2 separate regions of the Homo sapiens genome follow, and region 2 is linked to region 1. A link is an interaction called in ENCODE POLR2A ChIA-PET data of the cell type or tissue named here. Cell type or tissue: MCF 10A. All regions are shown on one strand. Links, peaks and the distances in the headings refer to the core of each region. The heading gives the core; the rest is flanking DNA.

Region 1 (14,450 bases), core at 2,762-7,761:
AGAAAGACTTGATGAGGTCAGGTAACTTACCCAAGATCACACAACGGGTAGGTAGTGAAGCCAGGATTTGAATTAAATTGTGTAATACTGTTATATCATGTCCCTTTCAGAGGAAGGATTAGGAACCAAAAAGGGCCTATGCAGTACAAAATACATCAGTGAGTGTCAGTGAGTGGCAACTGCCAGACACAACAGCCACCTTGAATCTAGGCATCGTGCACATGAGGCACAGGGTTTCCTGTCACATACTTCCCTGGAAGTCCTGTGATAGGGGTTTGGAGTGGTCCCATCTTCCAGTAGTTGTCTCACTTTTTATTCCTCCATTTTCCCTACTCCCAGAGGACACTGGCAAGGATGCAGTGAATTGTACCTATAAGAATGAGGATGACTGTGTCGTCAGATTCCAGTACTATGAAGATTCTAGTGGAAAGTCCATCCTGTATGTGGTAGAAGAGCCAGGTGAGTGAACCCTGACGGCTCCCGGCCCTGCCCCAGGAGGGAGAGGGAGAACCATGTTAGGCAGGAATCTCTACTCATCGAAGCTGTTAAGCAAAACAGGTTAAGCCTGCAAGTGATAAGTTAGGGGCCAGGTGTGGTGGTTAACACCTGTAATCCCAGCAGTTTGGAAGGCCATGGTGGGTGGATCGTCTGGGGTCAGGAGTTCAATACCAGCCTGGCCAACATGGTGAAACCCTGTCTCTACTAAAAATACAAAAACATTAGCCGGGCATGGTGGTGCATGCCTGTAATTCCAGCTCCTTGGGAGGCTGAGGCAGGAGACTCACTTGAACCCGGGAGGCACAGGTTGCAGTGAGCTGAGATCGCGCCACTGCACTCCAGCTTGGGCAACAGAGTGAGACTCTGTCTCAAAAAAACAAACAAACAACAACAACAACAAAAAAAAACGATAAGTTAGGGACCGTCATCTGGGTGAAGGGCATTTATAAATACAAATATTATCAAGAAAGTGACTTGTTAATTGAGGAGACAGGAAAATCAGAAAGCAGGTAAGGAGAAGAAGATAGATATGGATCTCATTAATGGACAAAATATATCACGCATTTTTTTGAGGCAATGATGTCAAGAAATAAAGAATTTAAATTTTAGGACTTTACAGCACATGGCATCTGCACTATTAAAATTGAGATGGTTGCCAAGAGCAACTTGACTGTGCTTCAGAGGAAGGCCTGATGGTTAGAGGTGTTACCTTTCCAAGTTTACTGCAGGATGTAGGGATAGGTTTGAGGCACTAAGGCAAGGCTGCCCTGAACACTGAAAGTACAGTGCCTTCTGGGAGCAGGAGGAATCCATCCCATCATACACAGACCAGCCACAGGTTTGTCACCAACCAATGCTGTCGATCGCTTGCTTCCCTTTAACACCTTCATGGCCTTTGTTCTCCTTAAACAACAGGTTAAGATGAATTATTAGAAAACATTTTTGAGTATTCACTGCCAGTAGACCCCTTCCCCCACATTAGGAGAACAGACCCCAGATCCATAGACCCACGTTTCCTATCTTTTTTTTTGAGATAGGGTCTCATTTTGTTGCCCAGGTTGGGGTGCAGTGGTGCGACCTTGGCTCACTGCAGTCTCAACCTCTTCGGCTCACACAATCCTCCCATCCCAGCCTCCCTGGGACTACAGGCGTACACTACCACACCTGGCTACTTTTTAATTTTTATTTTTTTGTAGAGATGAAGTCTCACTATGTTGCCCTGGCTAGTCTCAAAACTCTGGGACTCAAGTGATCCCCCCGCCTCAGCCCCCCGCAAAGTGTTGGGATTACAGGTGTGAGCCAACACACAGGGCCAACATTTCCTATGTTGTTGCTCTGGAATTCTAGGCTCCGCCTCCCTGCTCATCTCCCAGCTCCAATCATTTCCTGGCTTTGAGTAGAATGTTGCAGCTGGGGCCTCAGACAGTGGGGGAGATGATTCTCTTTCTCTTCCCCAACTCATGCTCTTGCAGATGCTCTCTTTGAAGGGCTAAGCCACTATAGGGCAGTAAAGACAACACTGCCAAAAGTTTTGGCATTGGCCAAATGGAATTTAACCACATGGAATGGGCTCTTGAGCTGGGCTCTTATCACTCCCAGATGGGGTTACCAAATAAAATACACTAGGTCCCATGCAGTATTTGGTACACAATGATAGTAAAAAATAATCATTTATCTGAAATTCAGATTTGTCTTGGCTTCCTGCTTTTTTTGTTTTGTTTTTGTTTTTGTTTTTGTTTTTGTTTTGAGACAGAGTCTTGCTCTGTTGCCCAGGGTGGAGTACAGCGGCGTGATCTTGGCTCACTGCAATCTCTGCCTCCCAGGTTCAAGCAATTCTCCTGCCTCAGCCTCCTGAGTAGCTGGGATTACAGGCGCCCACCACCACACCTGACTAACTTTTGTATTTTTAGTAGAGACAGGGTTTCACCATGTTGGCCAGGCTGGTCTTGAACTCCTGACTTCAAGTGATCTGGCTGCCTTGGCCTCCTGAAGTGCTGGGATTCCAGGTGTGAGCCACTGCACCTGGCCAAGCATCCTGTGTTTTTGTTTGCTGAATCTGCCAACCCTACCCAGACTTCTCTGACCTTGGGTCATTTGCCATTGGTCCACCGCTGTGGCTGGAAGGGCCCTCCAGAGGTCACCTGATCTTGCCTTCTGCTTCCAGGAAACCCACCCCAAACTCCTTTCAGGACACATGGTTAACAGATTGTTTTCCCCTAAAGACCTCCTGGCACCCTACCTGCCCTGCCCATACTAATGTGCAGAATTAAAGAGATTTTACTTTGATAATTGAGGGTCAGCCCTACCCAAATCTTCCAGAGAATCCATAATTGTTTTTCCCAGAACTGGGGCCCTTCACTCTTGGGAACTTGAACACTGGAACCTCACAGCCTCTCTCCAGGCACTCATTTAATTATAGACAGGTTGTAATTTGGCGGGTTGGGAGATAGCCAGCTTGAGTTATGGTGGTGGTTGTTTTTGTGGTGTGTGTGGTGAGCATTGGGTATATGTTTGGCGAAGAAGGTGGGAGACAGTGTGGAAAGTGGGTGTGACTTCCTCTCCAGGCTCATTAGCACCCTCATATATAAACACCTGGTTTCATAACACTTGAGGTTACTGGAATAAGATCACCTATTAGATACCTGACATTTGTGGGAAGCAGAGCTCTGCAGAGTATACTCAGCCTGACCCCCAGAGGGGTGACATGCCTCTGTTTTAGTTGTTGACTGGGGTTGAACAGGAAGGCAGCTTTCAATAGGGTTATGATTTTAGATGACTAAGTATTTTGGGAAAGAACCCAAAATATTGTCTTGGCTGGCAGGTCCTGGTCTCTAAGAATGCAAAAAATGTCATTAGGTTCACAGCCCTCAGGAATGTAAATATCTGAACCAGGATAACAGACACAAATACTTACAGTGGCTAAGGAAGCAAATAAGTTAGTGAAAACAGCTGGGTGTAAGAAGATCCGTTACAACGGTAGCTGATATTTACTGAGCACTTACTCTGTGCCAGGCATTGTTCTGAGTTTTTAAGATATATTTAATTTAATCATTCCTCATAACAAGTTTCTTTTAAAGTCAGTGCTATTACTATCTTCATTTTAAAGATGGAGAAACAGGAAACAGACATTCAGAAAGGTTAAGTAATTTTCCAAAGATCATGTATAAAAGTTAAGTGATAAGTCAGGATTCAAACCCAGGGAGTCTGGCTGTAACATCCACAGGAGCGCAGACACACCAACAAGTCACACTGCCTTCCTCTAGGAGAGAGAAGGGAGAGTGGTGGGGATTCTGGTAAACTAGAAAACATGAGTTCCAACTAAAAGGAGCAGCTCCTCCTCAGCTCTAGCTAACTGCTGCTCTGCAGGAATATAAGAATCTCTCTCTTTCTGTATTTCTCTCTTTCTTTCTTTTGAGATAGTCTCTCCCTCTGTCATCCAGGCTGGAGAGCAGTGGCACGATCATGGCTCACTATGACCTTGACCTCCCAGGCTCAAACGATCCTCCCACCTCAGCATCCTGAGTAGCTGGGACTACAGGCATATGCCACAATGCCTGGCTAATTAAAAAAGACAATTTTGTAGAGGCAGAGCCTCACTATGTTGCCCAGGCTGGTCTTGAACTTCTGGACTCAAGCTGTCCTCCTGCCTCGGCCTCCCAAGTGCTGGCATTATAGGCATGAGCCACTGGGCCTGGCCTGGATTTTCTTTTTAAAGAGACTAATATGAAATTTTAGGGGGAGAATCTCCTGATTATTCAATATTGCCAATAAAGTCAATTTTTTATTTCTTATTCATTTATTTATTTATTTATTTATTTTGAGATGGAGTTTTGCTCTGTTACCCAGGCTGGAGTGTAATGGTGTGATCTCGGTTCACTGCAACCTCTACCTCCCAGGTTCAAGTGATTCTGTGCTTCAGCCTCCCAAGTAGCTGGGATTACAGGTGCTCGCCACCATGCTAGGCTAATTTTTGTAGTTTTAGTAGAGATGGGGTTTCACCATGTTGGCCAGGCTGGTCTCAAACTCCTGACCTCAGGTGCTCTGCCCACCTTGGCCTCCCAAAGTGCTGGGATTACAGGTGTGAGCCACCACACTCGGCTTTTTATTTTTAATTTTTTAAAAAACTTTTATTTTTGCTTTAGGGGTACATGTGTGGGTTTGTTCCGTAGATAAACTGTGAGTCATGGGGGTCTGGTGTACCTATTATTTCATCACCCAGGTAATAAGCATAGTGACTCATAGGTAGTTTTTCGATCCCCACCTCCTCCCCGTCTCCACCCTCAAGTAGGTCCCAGTGTCTGGTGTTCTCTTCTTTGTGTTTAATTTTTAAAATAAACACTTGGGTGAACCCCCACACAAAGGTGTGGCTGGGTTCTGTCTAGGGGTTACCAGGTCTAGACTTCTGATTTGAGCCACTCAGTGCAGATTATTGCTGTCCTAATGATTGTCTCCTTAAAAAAATTAATTTTTGAAAACTGTCCTATTTCCTTCAAGGACCTTAGTTACTTTGTCAAGAACACCTTTTTCATAGCCAGTTCAAGTGACTCCTGCTTCATTCACAACCGCCCTGCTCTGTGCTTCTTCCTCACAGAGTGTCCCAAGGGCCCTGACATCCTGGTGGTCCTGCTCTCAGTGATGGGGGCCATTCTGCTCATTGGCCTTGCCGCCCTGCTCATCTGGAAACTCCTCATCACCATCCACGACCGAAAAGAATTCGCTAAATTTGAGGAAGAACGCGCCAGAGCAAAATGGGACACAGTAAGAGACGGGGCTGGGCGTTTTCTAAAGTCATTGGTCTGAGACTCTTAAGTGGAAGCAGCAGATGCTTTGGGTGGTCATGTTCAGCCAGTACCATCGTCTTTCCATTATCCTCTGTTCTGGAAACTGGGAGAGATGGTCTCACTATCCCCTTGTCCTTCAGCTTCCTTCAGCCTCTTAGAAATAGTGGCAGGATGTCATTCCATCTCATTCTCTTCTTTCTCCTCAAATAAATGGTTACTTCCAGGCTGGGCCTGGTGGCGCGTGCCTGTAATCCCAGCACTTTGAGAGGCCAAGGTGGGCAGATCACTTGAGCTCAAGAGTTCGAGACCAGCCTGGGCAACATGGTGAAACCCCGTCTCTATTAATAATATAAAAATTAGCCGGGTGTGGTGGTGCATGCCTGTAATCCCAGCTATTCGGGAGGCTGAAGCAGGAGGATTGCTTGAACCCAGTAGGTAGAGGTTGTAGTGAGCTGAGATTGCACCCTGCTCTGGGTGACAGAGCAGGACTCGGTCTCAAAAATAATAATAATAATAATAATAATAATAAAATAAAATAAAAGGTTACTTCCAAATCAGACTCTACTCTTTTATCCTGATTTATTCCAATTAAATAAGCATTTACTGAGAACTTTCTATATACTTAATCTTACTCTATTCTCTTTTGGCTCTTCTTTCACATTTCAACTTTTTTCCTCGACCCTCCAAATGGCTATTTGACTCCCCAAATGTCCAGAGTTAGGCTGCAAGTTTGTTCCCATTTGATGTTGACCCCAGAGCTTTATACTCAAGGGTCCCAAGAAACTGAGATGTTTCTGTTAGAACAGTGTGGAACATCCTGTACCTATGAGGCCCACAGGAATGTGTTTCTTTCTCTTTTTTTTTGGAGACAGAGTCTTGCTCTGTCACCCAGGCTTGAGTGTAGCGATCTTGGCTCACTGCAACCTTGGCCTCTCAGGTTCAAGTGATTCTCCTGCCTCAGCCTCCCAAGTAACTGGATTACAGGCGCCAGCCACTGTGCCCAGCTATTTTTTGTATTTTTAGTAGCGACGGGGTTTCACCATGTTGGCCAGGCTGGTCTCGAACTCCTGACCTCGTGATCACCCGCCTCGGCCTCCCAAAGTGCTAGGATTCCAGGCGTGAGCCACTGCGCCTGGCTAAGAATGTGTTTCTTGAAGCTACCATTATAGGATTTGTTACTTTCTGTTGGAAAATAGTTTGGGAAACCTAGTGAGGGTCTTACTTTTTCCTGATAACATGACAGTTTGTGGATAGTGCTTTCTCTTTCTCTCCCCTCCTCTCCCATTCCCTCCCCTCCCCTCCCCTCTCCTCCCCTCCCCTTCCTTTTACGCTTCCTCCCCTCCCCTTCCCTTCCTCCCCTCCTCTCCTTTTCTTTCCCTTCCCTTCCCTCCTTCCTTCTTTTTTTGAGACAGGGTCTCGCTCTGTCACCCATGCTGGAGTGCAGTGGTGCCATCATGGCTCAATGCAGCCTCCATCTCCTGGGCTCAAGTGATCCTCCCACCTCACCCTCCCAAGTAGCCAGGACTACAGGCACACATCACCGAGCCAGCTAATTTTTGTATTTTTTTCCCTTGTAGAGACAGGGTCTCACTCTGTTACCCAGGCTGGTCTAGAACTCCTGGGCTCAAGTGATCTTCCTACCTTGGCCCCTAAAAGTGCTGGGATTATAGGCATAAACCACCATGCCTGGCCATGGTTAGTGCTTGGCCAGATTAGATGAAAACAAATTAATAATTATTTGAGCAAAAGCTTTCCTCTGTGTTCTGAATTGCACCTGATACATTTCTGTCCCTTGTCCACATCTCCTATCACTGTCACAGGGAATGGAAAATAGGAGAAGGGCAAAAGAGACGGGGACACAGGGGTGAAATAGGAGAGGTTCTATCCCCGAATGCTGTGGAATCACTGAAGAGTGATAGGCTGAATATAGCTCCTTAGAAATAGTGGCAGGGAACAGGTGTGGTGGCTCATGCCTGTAATTCCAGCACTTTGGGAGGCTGAGGCAGGTGGATCGCTTGAGCTCAGGAGTTTGAGACCAGCCTGGGCAACATGAAGAAACCCCATCTCTACAAAAAAATGCAAAAATTAGCCAGACATGGTGGTGTGTGCCTGTAGTCCCAGCTACTTGGGAGGCTGAGGTGGGAGGATGTCTTGAGTCAGGGGAGGTGGAGGTTTCAGTAAGCCGAGATTGTGCCACTGCACTCCAGCCTGGGCAACAAAATGAGACCCTGTCTGAAAAAAAAAAAAAAAAAAAGAAACGGTGGCAGGATGGCATTCTACCTCATCTCCTCCTGTTATTTCCTATCAATTCCCATGCCAAGAACTAAAGTGTGAGCAAAATGAACATTATTCTGTTTCATTGATGATGTATTCCAGAGAACGGTGCCTTGGGAAAACTTCTGAGATGAATTTTAAACATTCAGGGTAGGGAAGGACTTAAGGAAGTCACTGTAAGATGCTATTCTGTTTCCTCCACAGGCCAACAACCCACTGTATAAAGAGGCCACGTCTACCTTCACCAATATCACGTACCGGGGCACTTAATGATAAGCAGTCATCCTCAGATCATTATCAGCCTGTGCCACGATTGCAGGAGTCCCTGCCATCATGTTTACAGAGGACAGTATTTGTGGGGAGGGATTTGGGGCTCAGAGTGGGGTAGGTTGGGAGAATGTCAGTATGTGGAAGTGTGGGTCTGTGTGTGTGTATGTGGGGGTCTGTGTGTTTATGTGTGTGTGTTGTGTGTGGGAGTGTGTAATTTAAAATTGTGATGTGTCCTGATAAGCTGAGCTCCTTAGCCTTTGTCCCAGAATGCCTCCTGCAGGGATTCTTCCTGCTTAGCTTGAGGGTGACTATGGAGCTGAGCAGGTGTTCTTCATTACCTCAGTGAGAAGCCAGCTTTCCTCATCAGGCCATTGTCCCTGAAGAGAAGGGCAGGGCTGAGGCCTCTCATTCCAGAGGAAGGGACACCAAGCCTTGGCTCTACCCTGAGTTCATAAATTTATGGTTCTCAGGCCTGACTCTCAGCAGCTATGGTAGGAACTGCTGGGCTTGGCAGCCCGGGTCATCTGTACCTCTGCCTCCTTTCCCCTCCCTCAGGCCGAAGGAGGAGTCAGGGAGAGCTGAACTATTAGAGCTGCCTGTGCCTTTTGCCATCCCCTCAACCCAGCTATGGTTCTCTCGCAAGGGAAGTCCTTGCAAGCTAATTCTTTGACCTGTTGGGAGTGAGGATGTCTGGGCCACTCAGGGGTCATTCATGGCCTGGGGGATGTACCAGCATCTCCCAGTTCATAATCACAACCCTTCAGATTTGCCTTATTGGCAGCTCTACTCTGGAGGTTTGTTTAGAAGAAGTGTGTCACCCTTAGGCCAGCACCATCTCTTTACCTCCTAATTCCACACCCTCACTGCTGTAGACATTTGCTATGAGCTGGGGATGTCTCTCATGACCAAATGCTTTTCCTCAAAGGGAGAGAGTGCTATTGTAGAGCCAGAGGTCTGGCCCTATGCTTCCGGCCTCCTGTCCCTCATCCATAGCACCTCCACATACCTGGCCCTGTGCCTTGGTGTGCTGTATCCATCCATGGGGCTGATTGTATTTACCTTCTACCTCTTGGCTGCCTTGTGAAGGAATTATTCCCATGAGTTGGCTGGGAATAAGTGCCAGGATGGAATGATGGGTCAGTTGTATCAGCACGTGTGGCCTGTTCTTCTATGGGTTGGACAACCTCATTTTAACTCAGTCTTTAATCTGAGAGGCCACAGTGCAATTTTATTTTATTTTTCTCATGATGAGGTTTTCTTAACTTAAAAGAACATGTATATAAACATGCTTGCATTATATTTGTAAATTTATGTGATGGCAAAGAAGGAGAGCATAGGAAACCACACAGACTTGGGCAGGGTACAGACACTCCCACTTGGCATCATTCACAGCAAGTCACTGGCCAGTGGCTGGATCTGTGAGGGGCTCTCTCATGATAGAAGGCTATGGGGATAGATGTGTGGACACATTGGACCTTTCCTGAGGAAGAGGGACTGTTCTTTTGTCCCAGAAAAGCAGTGGCTCCATTGGTGTTGACATACATCCAACATTAAAAGCCACCCCCAAATGCCCAAGAAAAAAAGAAAGACTTATCAACATTTGTTCCATGAGCAGAAAACTGGAGCTCTGGCCTCAGTGTTACAGCTAAATAATCTTTAATTAAGGCAAGTCACTTTCTTCTTCTTAAAGCTGTTTTCTAGTTTGAGAAATGATGGGATTTTAGCAGCCAGTCTTGAAGGTCTCTTTCAGTATCAACATTCTAAGATGCTGGGACTTACTGTGTCATCAAATGTGCGGTTAAGATTCTCTGGGATATTGATACTGTTTGTGTTTTTAGTTGGGAGATCTGAGAGACCTGGCTTTGGCAAGAGCAGATGTCATTCCATATCACCTTTCTCAATGAAAGTCTCATTCTATCCTCTCTCCAAACCCGTTTTCCAACATTTGTTAATAGTTACGTCTCTCCTGATGTAGCACTTAAGCTTCATTTAGTTATTATTTCTTTCTTCACTTTGCACACATTTGCATCCACATATTAGGGAAGAGGAATCCATAAGTAGCTGAAATATCTATTCTGTATTATTGTGTTAACATTGAGAATAAGCCTTGGAATTAGATATGGGGCAATGACTGAGCCCTGTCTCACCCATGGATTACTCCTTACTGTAGGGAATGGCAGTATGGTAGAGGGATAAATAGGGGGCGGGGAGGGATAGTCATGGATCCAAGAAGTCCTTAGAAATAGTGGCAGGGAACAGGTGTGGAAGCTCATGCCTGTAATTATAACCTTCAGCTACTAAGACAGGTGTGGTGGCTCACGCCTGTGATTATAATCTTCAGTTACTAAGACAGAGTCCATGAGAGTGTTAATGGGACATTTTCTTTAGATAAGATGTTTTATATGAAGAAACTGTATCAAAGGGGGAAGAAAATGTATTTAACAGGTGAATCAAATCAGGAATCTTGTCTGAGCTACTGGAATGAAGTTCACAGGTCTTGAAGACCAATATTATTTGTCAATATGTGGGGATAACCTGTAGCTGCATTCATGAGGTAGCAAATAGCAGTTTTGGCCTGTGGGGTGAACAGCTAAACAGTGTTCTGGCATCAGATAACACGGCACAAAGGGATTGTGTCTAGCTCTTTTGGAGAAAATTTATGTCCAGTCTCAGGATCTGTGGACAATAACGGAAAACTTTGAATATTCCTGACAAGTTGCCATATTAGGAGTCAGTTCTTTACTTCTCTGAGATTCCCAGGTCATCCATGATTTTTTTTTTAATTTGAGACAAAGCCTCACTCTTGTTGCCCAAGCTGGAATGCAATGGCAAGATCTCAGTTCACTGCAATCTCTGCCTCTCAGGTTCAAGCCATTCTCCTGCCTCAGCCTCCCCAGTAGCCGGGATTACAGGCACCCGCCACCACACCCGGCTAATTTTTGTATTTTTAGTAGAGACGGGGTTTCACCATGTTGGCCAGGCTGGTCTCGAACTCCTGACCTTAGGCGATCCACCTTCCTCGGCCTCCCACAGTGCTGGGATTACAAGTGTGAAGCACTGTGCCCGGCCAGTCATCCATGATTTTAATGGGGTCCAAAGGCCTCTTTTTCTTTGTTAAGTATTCCTGGTTGAAATTTCTTTTCTTTTTTTTTTTTTTTTTGAGACAGAGTCTTGCTCTATCACCCAGGCTGGAGTGCAGTGGCACGATCTCTGCTCACTGCAAGCTTCGCCTCCCGGGTTCACGCCATTCTCCTGCCTCAGCCTCCCGAGTAGCTGGGATTACAGGCACCTGCCACCACGCCCGGCTAATTTCTTTTTGTATTTTTAGTAGAGACGGGGTTTCACGGTGTTAGCCAGGAAGGTCTCGATCTCCTGACCTCGTGATCCTCCCGCCTCGGCCTCCCAAAGTGCTGGGATTACAGGCGTGAGCCACTGCCCCCGGCTGTGGTTGAAATTTCTTAAGTGCCTTCCTCACTTCCTAACCACCTTCTCTGTTTGGGTTTGTGCAACAGTAAATTAAATGTACTTTCCAAAAAGAATTGGCCTAAGGCTGCTCAGTGCTTCCTGTGTTGTTATTTCTGTTTCCTTTGGATGAAAAGAATAGGTGTCATTGACTCAGAAATGATTATTTTAGAACAAGCATGTTTCCAAATGTAACAGAATGATGACTACTATGGGTACTGAAGCTAGCTTCAGAATCCAGAGCTTCTCTTTAGATTTTTTTGTTGTTGTTGTTGAGATGGAGTCTCGCTCTGTTGCCCAGGCTGGAGTGAAGTGAGCGCGATCTCGGCTCATTGCAACCTCTGCTTCCTGGGCTCAGGAGATTCTCCTGCCTCAGCCTCCCGAGTGGCTGGGATTACAGGCGCCCACCACCATACCTGGCAAATTTTTGTATTTTTATTTATTTTTGAGATGGAGTCTCTCTCTGTTGCCCAGGCTGGAGTGCAGTGGTGTGATCCCTGCTCACTACAACATCTGCCTCCGGGGCTCAAGCAATTCTCCTGCCTCAGCCTCCTGAGTAGCTGGGATTACAGGTGTGCATCATCACATCCGGCTAATTTTTGTATTTTTAGTAGAGACAGGGTTTCACCATGTTGGCCAGGCTGGTCACAAACTCCTGACCTCAACTGATCCGCCGGCCTCGGCTTCCCAAAATGCTGGAATTACAGGTGTGAGCCACCAGGCCCGGCCCTCTTTAGACTTAATATTTTTTAAATGAGTAGGTTATTACTGTTCTAAGAGTTTGCGGTTTTTTTTTTTTAATTGGGTATTATTTAGGAACTTGTGCAACCTCAAAAGAACAGACTGCCAGTGTAGCCTAGATTTTGTTTGTAGGAAGCATAAATGGATAAAATAATAGCTTAATGGCAAATTATTTACAGGACCATTTAAATGCCTAAATTTTATTTAAGGCAGTGGGTGTCAAAGTGTGGTCCCAAGACCAGCAACATCAATATCAGCTGGAAACTTGTTAGAAATGAAAATTGACAGGCCCCACCCCACAGCTGCTGAATCAGAAAATCTGGGAGTGGGGACCCATGATCTGTTTTAAGAAGCCTCCCTGGTGATTCTAATTCATGCTCAAGTTTAAGAACAACTGATTTAAGGAATCACATATTTAGCCTTCTTGCCTAGAAAGAACTTTATAGTAAGGCAGCTTAGTTACTATATACAGTTAATAGCAAACCTTGCCTGACATACTCAGAAGATGAAATATCCACCCACACAAAATGAAAATCTACTTTGACCTATTTTCCAGGTTAAATGATCTTGGGTATCTTGCTTTCACTCATGACCACAAATTCCCATGAAAAACTGGAAGAATAGAATCCTGGGGAAAAACTAACAGGATACTTTTTATGTGTACTAAGACACAAGCAAGGAAATATTCTTACAGAATTTATTCACAGGAGATAGGATCAAAATCTTAATTATTAACATTATCATCCTATAGGATGCTAGAATAATACTTAGAATTTTTTACTTTACAGCCAAAAGGCTGTTTAAAATTTATTGAACACCAACAGTGTGGGACTGAAGTACCTTACAGAACACTGATAACATAATCTTTGTCTTTAAGTCCTTTTTTTTTTTTTCAGACGGGATCTCATTTTGTTGCCAGAATGCAGTGGCATCATCATGGCCACTGCAGCCTTGACCTCCCAAGCTCAAGGGATTCTCCTGCCTTGGCCTTCCAAAGCGTTGGGACTACAGACACATGCCACCATACTCGGCTAATTAAATACATATTTTTTTGTAGAGATGAGGTCTCACTATATTGCCCCGGCTGGTCTCAAACTCCTGGGCTCAAGCAATCCTTCCACCTTTACCTCCTAAAGTACTGGAATTACAAGTGTGAGCTACGGTGCCTGGCCTGAGTCTTAAATTCCTAACATAATGTACATTTTTTGAGCATAATACAATACATGACATCATTAAGAGATTACGTGAACATAGACTGAGACCTTTTATGGTGAAATCTTGTGAGATTCACTATGTTTTATTTACGTCTTGGTAACTGCTGACTAAATGTCTGGATGAAAATAGAGGATCTTATGTAAAATGAGATGAAAAGCTATATGTCAAGCCACATTTGTAATCCTTTAACGCTTGGCTTCGGTAGTCCAAACTCTACAGTAACAGAGCCATCTAATGGCCACTGGGACCAATTACAAGCAGATTGCCTGGGAATTACTCAGTTTTCACAGTATAATGGAACCATAACGTATGCTCTGCAAATAAGCCATTTAAAAATCATTTCTAATTGGTTTTATAATACAATATATTTATGGAAGTATATATTCCTAATTTGTTTTAGTTTGGTTAAAACATGCAAGGAGGCAGTCTTAGAAGCTTGTGATTAGGGTTAAGTATATCATTACATAAAAATTTAAAAATCCACTTAATGTGGCTACCTAAGAATGGTTTGTATGTGAAAAGAAAATGAAGAGGTCAGGAACATGACTGCCTTCCTTGAGGCTGCTAATGTTATAATGAAGCCCCTCCAACTCCTTGCATAAAGGAAACACTTTCATCAGCTGTATATTTTCTGACACATCAAAGATTGCTCACAGAAAGCACCATTTAGAAAATTTAGGAGCCTTTAAACAAAATGTCCATTTTAAATTATTCTTTAGCAGTGTCCCCAATAAGAACTTGTAAGGAAAACGTTTCACAATTGATTTCATTTTAGTATAGTAATTGGATTTTCCAGTGACTCATACAGAATTGGCTTGATTCTTTGGAGAGATCACAGTGATGATGTGTAAATATCGCTTTGGTGGCCAATGGAAATACTTCGTTAAGAAATTGGAAAAAAATGTTGATGGGTGTGTGCTGGACTTTGCCTTTCCTGACCCTTACACTCACCATTGTGACAGAGATTGCTGATTGTGCCCAGTATGTTTTCTCCTTCTCACATAATATTAGAACTTCTGCTGTTTAGTTGGGCACATGGTTGCCCAGAATAAATATTCTTTTATTACTAATAAGCAAATTTAGTAAAGTTGCTAGATACAAAGAGCATGCAAAAATCTTGTAGCTACATGTGCCATGTCCATCTCATAGACAATGAGATGTAAATGAAAGAGGTGTATGCAACTTCCAGTAAATGCTGTTTAAGGGAAG
Region 2 (17,125 bases), core at 9,449-14,448, 390 kb before region 1:
AACAGCACCTTTATTTTTTGTTTAACTTTTCTTTTAAGTTCAGGGGTACATGTGCAGGTTTGTTATATACGTAAACTTGTGTCAGATATTAAGCCTAGTATTTATTAGTTATTTTTCCTGATCCTCTCCCTCCTCCTCCCACCCAGCACCTTCCTTTCAACAGAAGAAAATTCCAGATGGAATGCACAAGGTACAGTGGGTTTGGAGGCATGGAGAAGCCGGTAGAACTTCCTCCTTGGAGGCTTTCAGTCTGGACTGGGCTGCTCCTCCTCCTGGCAGGCTGAAGGCAATCTAGCTGAGAGTATGGCTCCTGAGCACTGGTCCCAGGCCTGGGTTCTAGAATGTCTCTGTCTGCAGGGCTCACTTGCTGCTGTGTGTGTCACCCGAGAGGCAGCATAGAGTAGGAAGGGGGGCACTGGATGGGGGGTCAGGACATTCAGGTTCCAGCTGGGCTCTGAATTCTGCACAATCGGGCAGATCACATCCCTTTCTGGGCCTCAGTTTCCCTGTGGGCAAATGAGCAGGAAGGCAATTACTCAATACCCCCATCTCCCACTCTCCCCTTGAAACCCCAAGGACTCATTGAGTGGCATGGGTCGGGATGATACAGGATCTCCTGCATGCTCAGGGCAAGTCCTGTGGCGCTCTCCTGGGTTGGCACTCTTTGCCACCTGCCAAAAACAACCTCCGCTTCCACACTGGCCTGACACAGCTGGAGTCAATTCACTGATATTTACTCAGCCCTCCAGTGTGCCAGATCCTCCGAGTGCCGCTGCTCTAGTGACTCTCACGGTGGGGTAAGGCATCCTCACCCCACATGGAAATGGAGTAATTCCTGAAGATGTCCTCTTAGCCATCACCTGTCTAGCTTGGAGTAGTTGAGCAGATTCATGGAAAGACATATGCACCTCTTTGTCCTCAAGAAGCATATGATCCAACCTGGAGACTGATTATGTGTGGAAAGTCAATACTCCAGCAAGGTGAATGCCAAGAACAATCAAGGCAAGGGAGTGGAAAGGCTGCCACAGGCTGAGTGGTCGGGAAGGCTGCTGGAGGAGGAGCTGGGATCTGAGCCAGCTTGGAAGCGGGGACAAATCACTTCAGGGAGCCAGCAAAGGCACACAGGTGTGAAAACACACAGTGTATTAGAGCACCCAGCATAGGATCCATGACTTGAGCCCACGGTCAGCTCATGCAGTGCAGGGAAGCAGAGGCTCCAACTTTGGGAGGTAGAGGTGGGTTGGTCTGGGGAAGGCACGATTCCAAGCTAAGGAAGCAGGAGCAGGGAGCCACTGATGGTTCCTGAGCAGGAGCATGACATGCATATGGCGGTGCCAAGGCAGGTGAATGTGAAGGCAGGATGCTTGGAGAGGAAGGTGGGTGCAGAGGGAAATGGCCAGGAGCACCTGTGACAATCACTGTGACAATAACACTCAAAATGGAAAGCCCTTTCATGCCCCTTCTCATTTAATTCTCTTTCAACTCAGTGAAGTACATAGAATGGGTAGTATTGCTTCCTTATTAAAGATAAAGAAAATGAGTTTCAGAGGAATTAATTGATGTGTCCAAAGGGACCAGCTTGGAGAATCAGACTCAGGCTTTGTGTCTAAAAATACTGAACTCTTTCTACTATCCCACATCTTAATGGTCCAGGAAAATGGGGTCCCAAAAGGAGACAGAGATAACCAAAGAAGGCTCCCCAGAGGGGTGAAGTACATTGAGAGGAGAGTAGAACTCAGATGATCCAAGCATCCCTCAGAACTCTTCACACTTCAATACTGACCTGGTGTATCTGATCCAACTGGTGCTTACATGCCCAAGGTAGGAGTCAGTGAGGCCTAAATTTAGGTCTCAGCTGGCCATCAGCCTGCTGCATAGCTTTGGATGTTTTACGTAACCCGGCTGAGTCTCAGTGTTGTTTCTCATCTGCAAATTAAGATAGCTGGGCACTGTGGCTCACGCCTGTAATCTCAGCACTTTGGGAGGCCAAGGTGGGTGGATCACCTGAGGTCAGGGGTTCAAGACCAGTCTGGCCAACATGGTAAAACCCCGTCTCAACTTAAAAATATAAAAATTAGCCGGGCATGGTGGCACACGCCTGTAGTCCCAGCTACTCAGGAGGCTGAGGCAGGAGAATCGCTTGAACTGGTAGGCAGAGGTTGCAGTAAGCCGAGATCACGCCACTGCACTCTAGCCTGGGTGACAGAATGAGACTCCGTCTCAAAATAAATAAAATAAATAAATATAAATTAAGATACCTGGATATGAGGAGCTCGTAAGGAATGAATGAGATCATTATTAGTGAGAGCCCAGAGTGACCAATCTCTCAGCCAGCCCCTCAAGTCTACACTAGGCCAACCCCCATCGCTTGATGTGACACACAAGTCTGTTCCACACCCACGATTGACCAGAAGACCACCATCCTCCCCCTGCAGCTTCCCCTAGCCTCATGCCACCTCTGCCTTCCTCACACCTCCTCTCCTGCTGTCCCAAGGATGTGCACACCTACTCCCTGCTCCGTATGGCCCCAAAGAGCAGCGGGTGCAGAAGGCATTTCTCTAGTCTGGGAGGGCTTCCTAGAAATGCTGCTGAGCCCTGCGAATGCCTAATGACCATGGGAATCATTTAGCAAGAGAAAAAGCCAGACCTTTGCCCTGGCCCAGCTCACAGGTGATGGGGTTAATCGGGAATTCTTTCCCTCCTCAGGGCTGCTGGTAGGGGTCCAGCTCCCCGATGACCTGGGGACATATTAGTCAGTGATAAGTGGGGCTTTCCAGCCCCTTTTATCCTGTTTACAATACACTGGTTTTCCTTAGACAAAACCCTCCTTCCCTGCCTTGCTCCTGGCTGTTATGGCTACATGAGACAATTTGCTGATGGACTCTCTAGGGAGGACAACTTCCTTGGAGTCCCCTTCCCACCTCCTGCAGCACCCGGGGCAACATCCCCTCTACTTGGTGGGTCCTGGAGGGGGCCACAGATGCTTGTTTTTCTCAGCTCATTGCAGCCTCTGAATTCAGAAGTGCCACCCTGTCTGCTCAGCTTTAACCCAAGGGGGTGAGGAGAAATCCAGAGGTGACAAGATGATGTTTCCCTGGCTTTGGGGTGGGAGTGACTGGGGTCATTGTTGCTGTCCAGAGTGGAAGCCATCAGAGGTGTCCTGTTTATCTGTGTGACTCGGCCCTCTTTGGGTCACAAAGGCCAGATGATCCAGCAGCTACCTGGAGGGTGGTTTATGACAGCAGCCTGGTCCTAGTTCCCTTCTGCCACCAACAAGCTTGGCCAGCTTAGGCAGGTGAGTTAATTTCTCTGAAGTTTAGTGTCCTTGTCTAGAAAACTGGCATGGTGATGCCTGTCCTGCCTCCCATGAGGCGGATGGGAGCACAGAACGAGCCACGGCTGTCCCAGTGCCTAAAGGGGAGGCACTGTATTTGGCACTTTGCACTGATTCCAGGTGACGGCTCTTCCAGCAAGAATGGCTCCACCGCTAAGGGCAGTTTTTAATCGCCTAAAAGCCGACTTCCAAATAATTCTAGATTTCTGAAATGCCAAGCAGGTAGGATACTTAGGCGAATAAGTTAATGAAACGGAGTCCATTTCCAGGCAACAGAAGTTTCACAAGCACCTACCTCACACCGGGCACTGAGCTGGATACCAGGAAATGCAGGGATGTAAGACACATCTTCCACCCTCGGGCTAGTGAATGGACAACTGGGACCCCTGTGACGAGTGCTGAGAGGGAGCACCAGTGCTAAGGAAGCATGGGGAAGGGGTTCTAGCCCAGCCTAGAGGTTGGGGCCATGCCCCAAGGAAGGTGAATTCAGAATGGGACTTGAAGAATGAACAGTAATAGCTTAGGCCTGAGACAGAGGGAAGGGTGTTTGAAGCACAGGGAACAGTGCATACAAAGGCCAGAAGACACAAAGACCTTGTGAGGAGAGCTGCAATTATTCTAGTTAGGATGGCGGAAATGACCAGGATGAGGCCAGTACCGAGGGCTCTGTCTGCCACGATGAGGATATTACTGTGTTCTCTAGACACCAGGGTGCCATCAAAAGGCTTAGCATGGCAAGGCACCAACTGTGTTTCATTTTTTACTTTTTTATTTTTATTTATTTTGACAGAGTCTCACTCTGTCGCCCATGCTGGAGTGCAGTGGCACGATCTCGGCTCACTGCAGCCTCTGCCTCTTGGGTTCAAGTGATTCTCCTGCCTCAGCCTCCCGAGTAGTTGGGACTACAGACATGTGCCACCATGCCCGGCTAATTTTTGTATTTTTAGTAGAGATGGGTTTCACCATGTTGGCTAGACTGGTCGCAAACTCCTGACTTTGGGTGATCCGCTTGCCTCGGCCTCCCAAAGTGCTGGGATTACAGGTGTGAGCCACCGCACCCAGCCTACTCTGTGTTTTAGAAAGATCTTTTGGGGAACTTTGAAAAGGATGATTGAAAGTGCAGGGGGTGGCTGAAGAATGATGTGGGCATCTCGATGCACTCTCATATTTTAGTAAGGGAAGTGGGACATAGTCACAGCTGGCCCCAACGGTGCAAGGTGGCATGTGAGCATTGGCACAGGTGGGACACAATAGCGGGGCGGCCAGGAGGAAAAATAATCCGAAAGTGCGCTGGGAAGGGGAGTGACCAGGCCAGGAGAGTAGGGGGGCCACTAATAGTTTAAGAGAAGGGATAATAGAATTATCCTATTTCGGCTGGGCGCAGTGGCTCACGCCTGTAATCCCGGCACTTTGGGAGGCCGAGGCAAGTGGATCACCTGAGGTCAGGAGTTCGAGACCAGCCTGACCAACATGGTGCAACCCTGTCTCTACTAAAAATACAAAAAAATTAGCCAGGCGTAGTGGTGCATGCCTGTAGTCCCAGCTACTCGGGAGGCTGAGGCAGGAAAATCTCTTGAACCCGGAAGGCGGAGGTTGCAGTGAGCTTAGATCATGCCACTGTACTCCAGCCTGTGGGGCAGAGCGAGACTCCACCTCAAAAAAAAAAAAAAAAAAAAAAAGGAAAAGAAAAAGGAAAGAAAAGAAACTCTTTGCCTTAGCCAAGAGAAACCACACAGATTGCCTCCTGGGTCTACCTATACCCATTCCAACTTTATCTCACTGCCTGCCAGGAATGCCCTGTGCCTGCCTTTCCATACATCCTTGTAGTTCAAGGTCCAGCTGAAATCACATCTACTCTAGAAAGTCTTCCTTTGTCATAATAATTCAAAGGGATCTTTCTTTCCTGCATTCTGATAGAACTTAATTGTCCTTACTACTCATTACACACTCGTACACTGTCTTGCACTGTTATATTTTCATAAGCCCTGTACCCTCTCATCCCAACTACATGAGAAACTCTTTGAGGTTGGTTATCTATTGCTGCATAACAAACTAGCCCAAAAGTCAGTGGCTTAAAATTCATCCATTTTACTATATCTCTTGATTTTGTGGGACAGGAATTCAACCAGAGGCTCAGCTGGGCAATTCTATTTCAGATGGAGTCTACAGAGGTCACACAGTAGGATTCAGCTGACAGATAGACACAGAGGGTACGATATGGCTTTGCCCACATGTATGATGCCTTGGTGGGAATGGCTGGAAGACTGGACTCAGCTGGGAATGGTAACGGGAGCCCCTACACGTGGCCTTTCCAGCATGGTGGCCTCAGGTTGCTGGGCTTCTTCCATGATGGCTGGGGCTCCCAGAGTAAGTGCTGCAAGAAGCTGAGTGGAAGCTGCAGGGCTTCTTATAACCTGGCCTTGAAAATCCCAGAATTTCACTTCTTTCATATTCTGTTGGTCCAGGAAGTCATTAAGACCAGCGCAGGTTTAGAGGGAATAAAACTAGACTCCACCTCTCAATGGTAGCAGTAGCAAAGAATATGAGATCATCTCTATTTTATTACACAATTTGCCCTAAGACCTAGGCAAGCAGGGTCCCTAGCTCAGGCCCCAGGCCAGATTCTCAGGGGACCCCACACTTTTGAGTGCTCTTCTTGAAATATTCTAAGTTCTCTTCAGTGGCTGGGATCATCCCAGTTGGTTTCTCTTCAGAGTACTCTGTGACCCACCTCTTGATCTGTGTGGTTGGCCAAATGCCCTGAGGCGGTTCAGGGCTCATGCCTATGGGGTTGTCCAGGGCAACCTGACAAGTAGATTGCTTCTGCTGACCAGCACAGTATTTATTTTATGGCATTGAACAATACTGGGCCACTAGAATGGTACTGATTGGCTAATTTGGGGTGATTCACATTGGATATATGAGTTCAGAACTCTGGGCTACTAACAGTTCACCACCAACCCTTGAGGTTGAGCCACCTGTGTGGGTCAATGCCCTGGCTCTCACCACATTTATGACCACAGTGCCACCTCTGACATGACACAATAATGAGAGTGGATGCATCCTTTAACCTGACTGCTGGGGTACCCCACCTCCAGCTGGTACAAGGTGTTCACCCCTCTCCAAGGCTTTGCAACACATGTCAGGCAATCCTCCAGAAGTGGCCACGCCTATCTTCTCCATTCAAGACCATTATGCTGTAAGGCCAACCAGCTTTTACAATCAATGTCCTCTCTTGCCTCTGATCAATATAGTGATCTCATGAGATACTGGGTTGGTTTTAAGCTGTTCCAGGTGAGGGCCAGATGTTCCTTACATGAATGGAACTTCTCTTCTTGCTCCACCCATGGGCCCTGAGCCTATCCACTCCCTCCCCTGACAACTGATTTCAGTGTGTGGAAGGCAGGGGTGCAGTCAACACTGAAAGAAATCACCTTCTAGGAATTCAGTGATTAAGGCCTAAAGAACTCAAGAGAAGATGTGGTTGGATGATATATTGTTGTAAACATACATATAAAACTCTGATCGGCGAAATTTTATTCACATTTTTCTGCATACTCTAAGCAAAACTTGCCATTGGTGTCATCACTAAAGAAGCACAGGAACAAACTTTGAGTTATGAAGCCAGTATTTGTACGTAGAGTGAAGAATTGTGCAGCATCATGAGTAATGATGTAACCAGCATTAAATAAATGGCATTATCAACACAACCAGCTGTCTTAGTCTATTTTCTGCTGCCATAATAGAATACCACACACTGGGTAATGTTTAAAGAAAAGACGTTTATTCAGCTCACAGTTCTGGAGGTTGGTAAGTCCAAGAGCATGGCACCGTCATCTGGTGAAGTTCATCCCATGATGGAAAAGTGAAAGGCAGAAGTTAGTACATGAAACAGACAGACAATGGCAGCCAAACTTATCCTTTTATCAGGAGTCCACTCCTGTAGTAACAACATCAATCCATTCATGAAGGCTCTGTCCTTGTGACCCAATTGCCTCCCAAAGGCCCCACCTTTCAGTACTGCCACAATGGCAGCCAAGTTTCCAACATATGAATTTGGGGGGGACACATTCAAAGCATAAAATTCTCCCCCTGCCCCCCAGCCAAATTTATGTCCTTCTCACTTGCAAAATGTATTCATTCCATCCCAATAGTCCCAAAAGTCTTAACTCAATCCAGCATCAACTCAAAAGCCTGAAGTCCAAAGTCTCATCTAAATCAGATATAGGTGAGACTCAAGGCATGATTCATCCCAAGGCAAATTCCTCCAGCTGTGAGCCTGTGAAATCAAAACAAGTTATCTTTTTCCAAACTACAATGGTGGTACAGGCATAGGATAGACATTCCCATTCCAAAAGTGAGAACTAGGCAAGAAAAGAAGGGTAACTGGTCCCAAGTAAGTCCAAAACCCAACAGGGAAAACAACATTAAGTCTTAAAGCTAGAGAATAATCTCTGATTCATGTCCCACTCCTGGACATGCTGGGAGGCTGGTTCCCCAAAGCTTTGGGCAGTCCCACCTCTACAGCCTTTCTAGGCTCGGTCCATGCAGCAGCTCTGATGGATTGAGTCTCCTGCCTACAGTTCCCAGGCTGGAGTTGCATACTGGTAGGACTACAGTTTTGTGGTCTTGGAGATGGCTCCATTCCCGCTGCTTCACTAGGCACTGCCCTACTGCAGACTATGTGGTGGCTCCAATCCCACATTTCCGCTTGGCGTTGCCCTAGTGGGGACTCTCTGCAGTACCAGCTTTAAATAAATAGCATTAGGAACTGGAGGGGCAAAGAAAGCTACATAGGCCAATACAAACAGGTTCTGAAGAGTCATGGTATTTGAATAACAATGTTGTTCCCCTTTTCTCATGTAGCCAGAAACTAGTGAGAAATAGCACATTTGACAATAACATAAAGAGATAGTTCCTGGACCCAGACAGAAAGCGATGGTGCCTGAACACTGTAAAGAATATTCACATGCACTTATTAGACAATAAACAAATATCTAAGTACTTTTCTCTACTAATTATTCTAAATCTTTGTTGTTAAATCACTATTCTTCACGAGTCCATGAATTTTATAACACAGTTTTGTTTGTTTGTTTGTTTTTTGATACGGAATCTCGCTCTGTCGCCCAGGCTAGAGTGCAGCGGCGCGATCTCAGCTCACCGCAACCTCCGCCTCCCGGGTTCAAGCAATTCTCCTGCCTCAGCCTCCCGAGTAGCTGGGACTACAGGCACGTGCCACCATGCCCAGCTAGTTTTTGTATTTTTAGTAGAGAAGAGGTTTCACCATGTTGGCCAGGAAGGTCTTGATCTCTTGACCTCGTGATCCGCCCACCTTGGCCTCACTAAGTGCTGGGATTACAGGCGTGAACCGCCGCCCCCGGCCTATAACACAGTTTTTAATCAAATTGCATATACAGACTGGGCCCACAAAAACATTTGCTTGGGGCTCCACAAAACCTAGATACAGTCCTGTCAACGTGATAGATAAATAGGTAGGTATGTAGGTATTAGGTTGGTGCAAAAGTAATTATGGTTTGCCATTAAAAGTAATTGCAAAACCACAATTATTTTTGCACCAACCTGATAGAGATATAGCAGGCAGACACACACACACACACACACACACACACACACACACACACACATACAATTTCCCAGAGCACTACTCACCAATGAAGTACTAATGAAATAGCTCCCCCTGAACCACAAGGGTCATTGGACTGCAGCTCCCTCCCTCCTACAGAATGAAGTCCAAGCTCCTTAGACTGACTTGGCCACAAGCTACCTTTCTGGCCTTGTCCTTTGTCTTTTTGTGCATTATGTTCTAGTAACTTCAAACTGCTTGTAGTTTCCCCTGCACATCATATATCTTTGCTTTTGTGTACGCTGTTTCCTCTTCCTGGGATGTTTTCCCCACTGGCCTTATCTTCCAAGATTCAGTTTAGGTATCATCTCCTCTTTGAATCTCTCTTGAGTCACCAAACTGGGCTAAGTGTTCCCTCCTTGTCATCCCACAGTTCCCAATTACTGTACCCCACACTCACCACATAGGATTCTAATTATCTGTATAGATGTTTACCTCCCAGTATATTAAAGAGCTTCTATGGTAAGGTGGTGTCTTACTCATCTTTGTATATCAGCCCTTGCATTGTGCTTGACACACAGTTATCAGCTCAATGAATCTATAATGTAGGATGATTTATGGAAGGAGACCAATGGACTAAGTCAAGTGGACTCTGGTGAGCCTAGAAAACGTTCTAGTAAAATGAAGGAGAGGCTGGAGGGTAAGTCATGCCAAGAGAATATCAGCAGTATATATCAATTATCCAAGTGGTTTAGCCATACAAGAAAAAGAAAAAATGGGATATAAGTTAAAAATGCAGTAAGCTGGAGAGTGGCATTTTCTTCTATTTAGAGGAAGGCCTAAATACGTATAAAGACTTAAGAGACTGAGAGGCAGAAGGGAGATCTTCTGGACTTCAATTTCCTTATCTGCCTTATCCACCTCCCAGGGATGCCATGAGACCCAAAGGAAAACAAGACATAGGCATGAAAATTATTTGAGAAATTTTTTACATTACTATCCTCTGATAGATTTTTCTGATAGCTTCCAACTACCCGCAGAATAAAAATCTATAAAGAAAAACCCAATCTGACATTTAAGATTTCCTGGCCAGGCGCAGTGGCTCACGCCTGTAACCCCAGCACTTTGGAGGCCAAAGCGGGTGGATCATCTGAGGTCGGGAGTTCGAGACCAGCCTGACCAACATGGTGAAACCCTGTCTCTACTAAAAATACAAAAATTAGCTGGGCGTGGTGGTGGGTGCCTGTAATCCTAGCTACTCGGGAGGCTGAGGCAGGAGAATTGCTTGAACCCAGGAGGCGGAGGTTGCAGTGAACCAAGATTGCACCATTGCATTCCAGCCTGAGCAACAGAGCGAGACTCCATCTCAAAAAAAAGAAAGAAAGAAAGAAAAAAAAATTCCTATGATCTCGTTCTAACCTTTCTTCGACTACTATTATTGCCCCAAACACCCTGAATCCAGCCAGAGGAGATTCATGTTCTTTCCTTCTGTTTGCCTTTGCTCAAGCTATTCCCTCAGCCTCAAATGCCCTCCTCTTCATCTCTACCAGGCAGACACAATAAACATTTTCAGAGTGGTTAGTATATACAAGACACTGTTAAAATTCTATTGATTCTTGAAGGTCTTATTCATATGCTATTTTGTCCATGAACCGTTCTTGCCCTTCCCACGGAAATGGTACTTTGTATCAATTGTAGCATGTATTCTACTTAATAATGTAGCTTGAGGGTATGATTAGTTCTCCCAACAGACCATGAGAGATATGGGAGGTTTTAGGGCTGTGTCTTGCTTGTGTTCCTATCTCCAGTATCTGTGCATGGTACATTGTAGATGCTCAATTATAGAAAAAGTGAAAAAAATAATTTTAGGAAAAGAATGTACATGGGTGGACAGTCTCTTGGGACACAAAACTGGGTGGGATCCAGGATCCAGGAAAAGAGAAGTATCAACTTGTCCAAGAAAAGAATGTCTCCTGCCTTGGGAGGAATAGTAGATAAGCTTGGAGGATGGAAACGGGATAGCCTATGTGGAGACAGAGAAGTGTCCAAACCCAGTCCCAGCTCAAATGCCACCCCTTCATTAAGTCTCTCCTAAATCTCCTCCTAGAGACGACCCCCAGCTCAGCTCAATCTCTTTGGATTTTCTACCTTCTAGAATGTTTGTCTTGATAAATAAAATTCATAGAAAGCCATTGGTTTGGACTGAGCTCCTGCACTAGGCGCAACAGGCCAAACCAAAATAGAGTCACTCATGCTAAAGTTCCAAGCCACAAAGCCAAAATTAAGCTGCTCATCTGACCTTAGGAGAAATCAGAAGAGAGGGAAAATAGCCATATCCCCATGATAAAGGAAGTCCCTTCTGCCTTAACCAATACAAGTAAAATAACTTTGAAACTTGTTCTTTGTTTCTGCTTTTTTTTTTCAGCCCTTTTCTGTCTATAAAGATAATCTCCTCTGCTCAGCTCATCAGAATACTCATTCTATTTTATAGAATAAGGTGTTGCCTGGTGCTAGAATCGCAAATAGCCAGTTAAGATCTGTAACTGTGTTGTATTAAAGGAGAGAAGGTTAGCACTCCCTTTGACAAGGATGGAAGAGGCCCTTGGGCCTGACAACACGCATACGGTTAAGGCATTACCACCTACTTCGTGGGATCTAACCATCGTTTTTGAAATGGTGCTGGGAAAACTAGCTAGCCATATGTAGAAAGCTGAAACTGGATCCCTTCCTTACACCTTATACAAAAATCAATTCAAGATGGATTAAAGACTTACATGTTAGACCTAAAACCATAAAAACCCTAGAAGAAAACCTAGGCAATACCATTCAGGACATAGGCATGGGCAAGGACTTCATGTCTAAAACACCAAAAGCAATGACAACGAAAGCCAAAATTGACAAATGGGATCTAATTAAACTAAAGAGCTTCTGCACAGCAAAAGAAACTACCATCAGAGTGAACAGGCAACCTACAGAATGGGAGAAAATTTTTGCAATCTACTCATCTGACAAAGAGCTAATATCCAGAATCTACAATGAACTCAAACAAATTTACAAGAAAAAAACAAACAACCCCATCAACAAGTGGGCGAAGGATATGAACAGACACTTCTCAAAAGAAGACATTTATGCAGCCAACAGACACATGAAAAAATGCTCATCATCACTGGCCATCAGAGAAATGCAAATCAAAACCACAATGAGATACCATCTCACACCAGTTAGAATGGCGACCATTAAAAAGTCAGGAAACAACAGCTGCTGGAGAGGATGTGGAGAAATAAGAACACTTTTACACTGTTGGTGGGACTGTTAACTGGTTCAACCATTGTGGAAGACAGTGTGGAGATTTCTCAGGGATCTAGAACTAGAAATACCATTTGACCCAGCCATCCCATTACTGGGTATATACCCAAAGGATTATAAATCATGCTGCTATAAAGACACATTTACATGTATGTTTATTGCAGCACTATTCACAATAGCAAAGACCTGGAACCAACCCAAATGTCCAACAATGACAGACTGGATTAAGAAAATGTGGCATATATACACCATGGAATACTATGCAGCCATAAAAAATGATGAGTTCATGTCCTTTGTAGGGACACGGATGAAGCTGGAAACCAACATTCTCAGCAAACTATCGCAAGGACAAAAAAACAAACATTACATGTTCTCACTCATAGGTGGGAACTGAACGATGAGAACACTTGGACACAGGAAGGGGGACATCACACTTCGGGGCCTGTTGTGGGGTGGGGAGAGGGGGAAGGGATAGCATTAGGAGATATACCTAATGTAAATGACGAGTTAATGGGTGCAGCACACCAACATGGCACATGTATACATATGTAACAACCCTGCACGTTGTGCACATGTACCCTAGAACTTAAAGTATAATAATAAAAAATAATAAAATAAAGAAAAAAAATCTATAACTACATTTCTTGTAATTTTGTCTTTTGAGAGTATACATATCTTATTTCCTTTCCCAGACCAGAACCTCTTTGAGGGCAGGAGGAACCCGGTTTTCCCTACTTTACACATGACACATAATAACCACTCATTCAATGTAGGTTTACTGGATGGATAAATAGGAATGGGGGGTAGATAGGCGGGAGAGTGAGTAGACAAATGCGAAACAGGAAAAGCTTGCGCCAGGAAAAACAGTGAAGAGCGAAATCTCCAGACCCCCGATTAAATGGTTTAAAGTGAAGCCAAGCAAGAACCTCCAGTCCTCTCTGCGGCAGAGAACAGCAGATGATAGCGGCTCGCCTTCAACTTTGCTCTGAGGACCTCTCGTTAGTATCCCGCGATTGTCCTTCCTAACGCCTGACTGAATCCTGAGGCTAGCCTTCAGCGAACATGTACACCGCCTTGCCCTTCACGTGAAGCCGAGCCTGTGACTACACTTATCCTTCCGTCGCCGGCCTCATTTCTCCTTCCCCTTCTCCGATCTCGCAACCACTGCTAGTAAGGCGCGCGTGCGGGCAGCCCTGGCCGGCAGGGGAGGGAGGGTCCTGCGACCGGAAGCCGGAAACCGGAAGGGGGGCTGTGAGGACGTGTTCCGAGGAAGCCAGAGCCGGAGCCGTGGCCTGCGGGGCCGGCGACATGGATCCCCTGTTCCAGCAAACGCACAAGTGAGGGCCGGTCGGGGAGCGGGCAGGGGCTAGACGAGGCGAGGCCAGGTGAGCCTGGCTTCTGGGGCTGAGGCCTCGGACGTCAGCCAGGGTAGAGGCCGAGTTTTTCCGCCAGGGCACTGCTGGGGATGCCTCCGAAGTGCTTAATCCTTGGCGGGACTCCCAGGTCAGCCACAGACAGTGGGTTCAGGCTGGGGCCTGGAGACGTGGGGCAGATGACTCCTGGGGTCTGCAAGTTCGTGACTACCTGCTGGGTAGACTGGGTGACGGGAAACTGGCACCTGCAGGTTATAAAACTTTGTCCAGCACTTGTCAACTCGGTGCTCCTGGTTGGTAGACCTCGAGAGGAGACACGGAGTAGGAGACACGGCCCCTGGCCGTAGGAGTGTACTGTTTAATTGGAGAGTCAGGGCACGTACGGGAAAGTATTTGTATTCTTATTCGATTTATACTAAAGACCACATTTTTATGGTACAAAGAAATTGCTGTCCACGTAGCATTCACTATTATTACTTGTTAATCGTATCTGGTTACAGGTTATCGCTAAGAAAATCAAATTGTAATTTAGTTTCTCATAACTTAAATTCCTTGGTAGTGTCCTTTATTCGCATCGTCCTGCACTTTCGGAATTGCTGAGATACGTAGTTGAGTATTAATGGGGCCATACTTACCCTATTTTTGGGGGCGGGGGGCAGAATTATGATTTTTACCCTGTTTTGGAGGGACGGAATTTTATGATTTTTATTTTTTATTGTAAAATATACACAACATAAGATTTACTGTTTTAACAATTTTTAAGTGTACAATTCAGTGACATTGAGTACATTCACAACTTACATCACTACGATCCATTTCCAGAACTTTTTCATCATCCCAGTGTGCCTGTTAATCAGTAGCACTTCATTTCTTCCTTCCAGAACACCTAGTAACCTCTGTTTTACTTCTCTCTATGAGTTTACCTATTCTAGATACTTAATATAAGTGGAGTCATACAGAATTTGTCCTTTTGTATCTGGCTTATTTCACTTAATGTTTTCAGGGTTCATCTATATTGTAGCCTGTTACCAGAATTTCATTCTGTTTTATGACGGAATAATATTCCGTTTTATGTGTCTACCACATTTTGTTATCCATTCATCTGTTGATGGACACTTGAGTTGTTTCCACCATTGGGCTGTTGAGAATAATACTGCTATGAACTCTGGTGTAGAAGTATCTGTTTTAGTTTCTCTTCTCAATTTTTTGAGGTATATACCTATCCTATTGAGAACTTTCAAACTTATGCTGTAGTTTTGTTGATTAAAACACTTAAAATCACACTCCCAAGGCCTGGAAATGAAATGCCCTGAAGCATGAGGAATAAGAGGGTGATGATCCTCTTTCTCTTTCATTTTCTAAGTTTATGGGTTTCTTTTATTTTGGCGATGAGGTGTTTCATTTGGACAGGCGAAAATACAGAACCTACTTTGTAATGACAGAATTTTCTTTTACACTGGGGAGCCCTATTCTCACATAAACGTTATAGGAAGGGACTTAAAACTAGTCTGTGAGTAATTTAGAGAAAGAATGAAACGAAATTATGTTCATGTTACTAAGAAAGGGCCTATCTTTCACAATAGCAGGGCACAATGGGCATAGTAGTGCCTTGAAGTTAATCTGTTATGTATGGTCTTATCTAGTTAATTTAGTTAAAGGATGTTGCCAAGAAGGCCATGACCCATTTTATATTCAAGAATAACTTTATTTAGAGAGTCTTAGACTACCTGTTTTCAGTGCAGCTAATCACAGAGAAAACTGCATGGCTCAGAAGAGGAATTCTAAATGGTACCCCAAACAAGGTGTGTGGAGTGTAGATGCTCTGTAGGCCTCCAACAATGCACCCTTGGACTCTAGCAGCTTGCCAGTTTTTTCTATTAAGGGCCAGATAGTAAATATTTTAGGCTCTGTGGGCTATACGGTCTCTGTAGTTACTACTCTGCTGTTATATTGGGAAAACAGCCATAGACAATATGTAAACTAATTGATGTACCTGTGTTCCAGTACAATTTTATTTATCAAAACAAGCAGTGGGCCAGCTTTGCCCCACAACTATTAGGCCCTCTGCTACCCCGACACTCATTAATTCATTGAATATTTATTGAGCACCTACTATGTGCTGTGCACCATTCTCAGTGCTGGCAGCACAGCCCTGCCCTCGAGGAGTTTACCTTCTTTTATGCTGCAGTATCTTGTCTATCTTTCCTCTCCAGTGCTGAACCAGGAGTGGGAGTTCTGGTTCTAGACCTCCTTACTTTATTTTTCCTCATCTGTAGAATGATATTATAATTTGGGCTGGTTAAACTGTAAGGCTCCTTTCAGTTCCATGATAACAGAACTGATGACTGAATGACTTTCACAAGAAACACGTGGAGTCCAGTGAGCACCAGCAATGAACTTTCGCAACTGCAGAAATTAGTGATTGTAGCTGAGTTGACACAACAGTAGCTGAACTTATTAATTTTACTGGAACTTTGAACCCAGTTTGTGATTATCTCTTGCCGTGTCACTGAATACATTGAGTACATTGGAATTAGATTGACATATTAAAGTTACTTGAAAACTCCTGAACCTACCTGAACAATGAATGAATGAAAATAATGAATGAATGAAAACAATAAACATTTTACACTTAAATGTTTAATTTAGATGAACTTTATAGAGGAGCTAATAGCCAGGCTTCTATTTTTGAGATCCCAATGGTTGTAAAGGTGACCACATTTGTCCCCTATGTAGTCCAAGATCAGTCTCCTGTCCTGGACCTTATCGTATGTCCAGGACACAAGAAGCACTACATTTAACAAGCTCCCTAGGTGGTTTTGATGAGCAGGTAGGCTTAAGAACTGTTACCTTATCTCAAGACCATTTTTTTTCCTGAACAGCGGAGCTTAAGAACTATTACCTTATCTCAAGACCATGTTTTTCCTTTATAGATTTTGCCCTTTAATGAGCGAAATGTAAAGGCAAAGTGAGTGAAATGAAAATGACCAGATTGTTGCCACTACTTTTAAGTAAAGTTAACAACAAACTTACATGATGCTGTGTAGGTTACACAGCGTTTTCATGTTCATCATGGTCAGAGGCAGCCTGGATGCAAAGTGGATGTTATGGGGTGGTGGGGGGCGGTGAGTAGTTTCATGAACTTTTAAAAAGCACTTCCATTAAAAAATTCTTCCTAGATCTTCTGTAAACCTTTTTTAAAGACGGCTACAATGACCCTGGCTTATTTGCTACTATTTCTCTGCTTTGTTATATTATCACCCAAGCCCACCATGGACCCCATGCTAGAGAGGGCTAAGACTTCTTTTTCCTCATGTCCACGCTCCCAAGTCATGCTTGTGTATCACCTGTTTCTTATGGACTTCCAGTGTGTTATGTTGTGTTAGAATTCCCAGTTCAGTTTGAGACAGATTTTGCACTTGGCATATTAGTAGTTCCCACCTTGCCATTCATACTTGCTTTGTTGTTTCATATTTATGTTTTCTTAGCATGAAATGTAGCCGCTGGAATTGTATTATTGGCCACATT

The links. Peaks named below come from ENCODE experiments on the same cell type or tissue, not always from the same donor. Only the 100,000 strongest peaks of a DNase experiment are listed, where the experiment ranks them.
Region 2: POLR2A ChIA-PET joins it to region 1 with 5 read pairs; 1 of 35 experiments calls an interaction of 5 or more read pairs at or near these places.

Annotation. Positions count from the first base shown.
Region 1 is chr17:47,302,382-47,316,831 of GRCh38, forward strand. ITGB3 (integrin subunit beta 3) reads left to right here. Exons shown (of 15, transcript NM_000212.3): 13 at 340-459; 14 at 5,090-5,256; 15 at 7,758-11,362. The coding sequence ends at 7,823. EFCAB13-DT (EFCAB13 divergent transcript) reads right to left here. Exons shown (of 3, transcript NR_110880.1): 3 at 1,062-1,401. Among named protein-coding and RNA genes, the nearest start is that of EFCAB13-DT, 14 kb to the right of the region's middle. In MCF 10A, for the core only: no CTCF peak of the experiment used is centred there; DNase peaks (open chromatin) are centred at 3,260 and 4,770.
Region 2 is chr17:46,909,661-46,926,785 of GRCh38, forward strand. It overlaps GOSR2 (golgi SNAP receptor complex member 2), which reads left to right and starts at 13,500. Exons shown (of 6, transcript NM_004287.5): 1 at 13,500-13,561. The coding sequence starts at 13,533. It overlaps GOSR2-DT (GOSR2 divergent transcript), which reads right to left and starts at 13,211. Exons shown (of 3, transcript NR_186460.1): 1 at 13,151-13,211; 2 at 7,505-7,613; 3 at 7,097-7,171. LINC01974 (long intergenic non-protein coding RNA 1974) reads right to left here and starts at 3,141. Exons shown (of 3, transcript NR_184096.1): 1 at 2,922-3,141; 2 at 1,784-1,926; 3 at 82-506. LOC112268191 (a long non-coding RNA gene) reads left to right here and starts at 3,167. Exons shown (of 2, transcript XR_002958114.2): 1 at 3,167-3,295; 2 at 5,452-5,856. It also overlaps a transcript of LRRC37A2 not described here and the pseudogene RNU6ATAC3P. RefSeq lists an enhancer at 13,476-14,200. In MCF 10A, for the core only: no CTCF peak of the experiment used is centred there; a DNase peak (open chromatin) is centred at 13,371.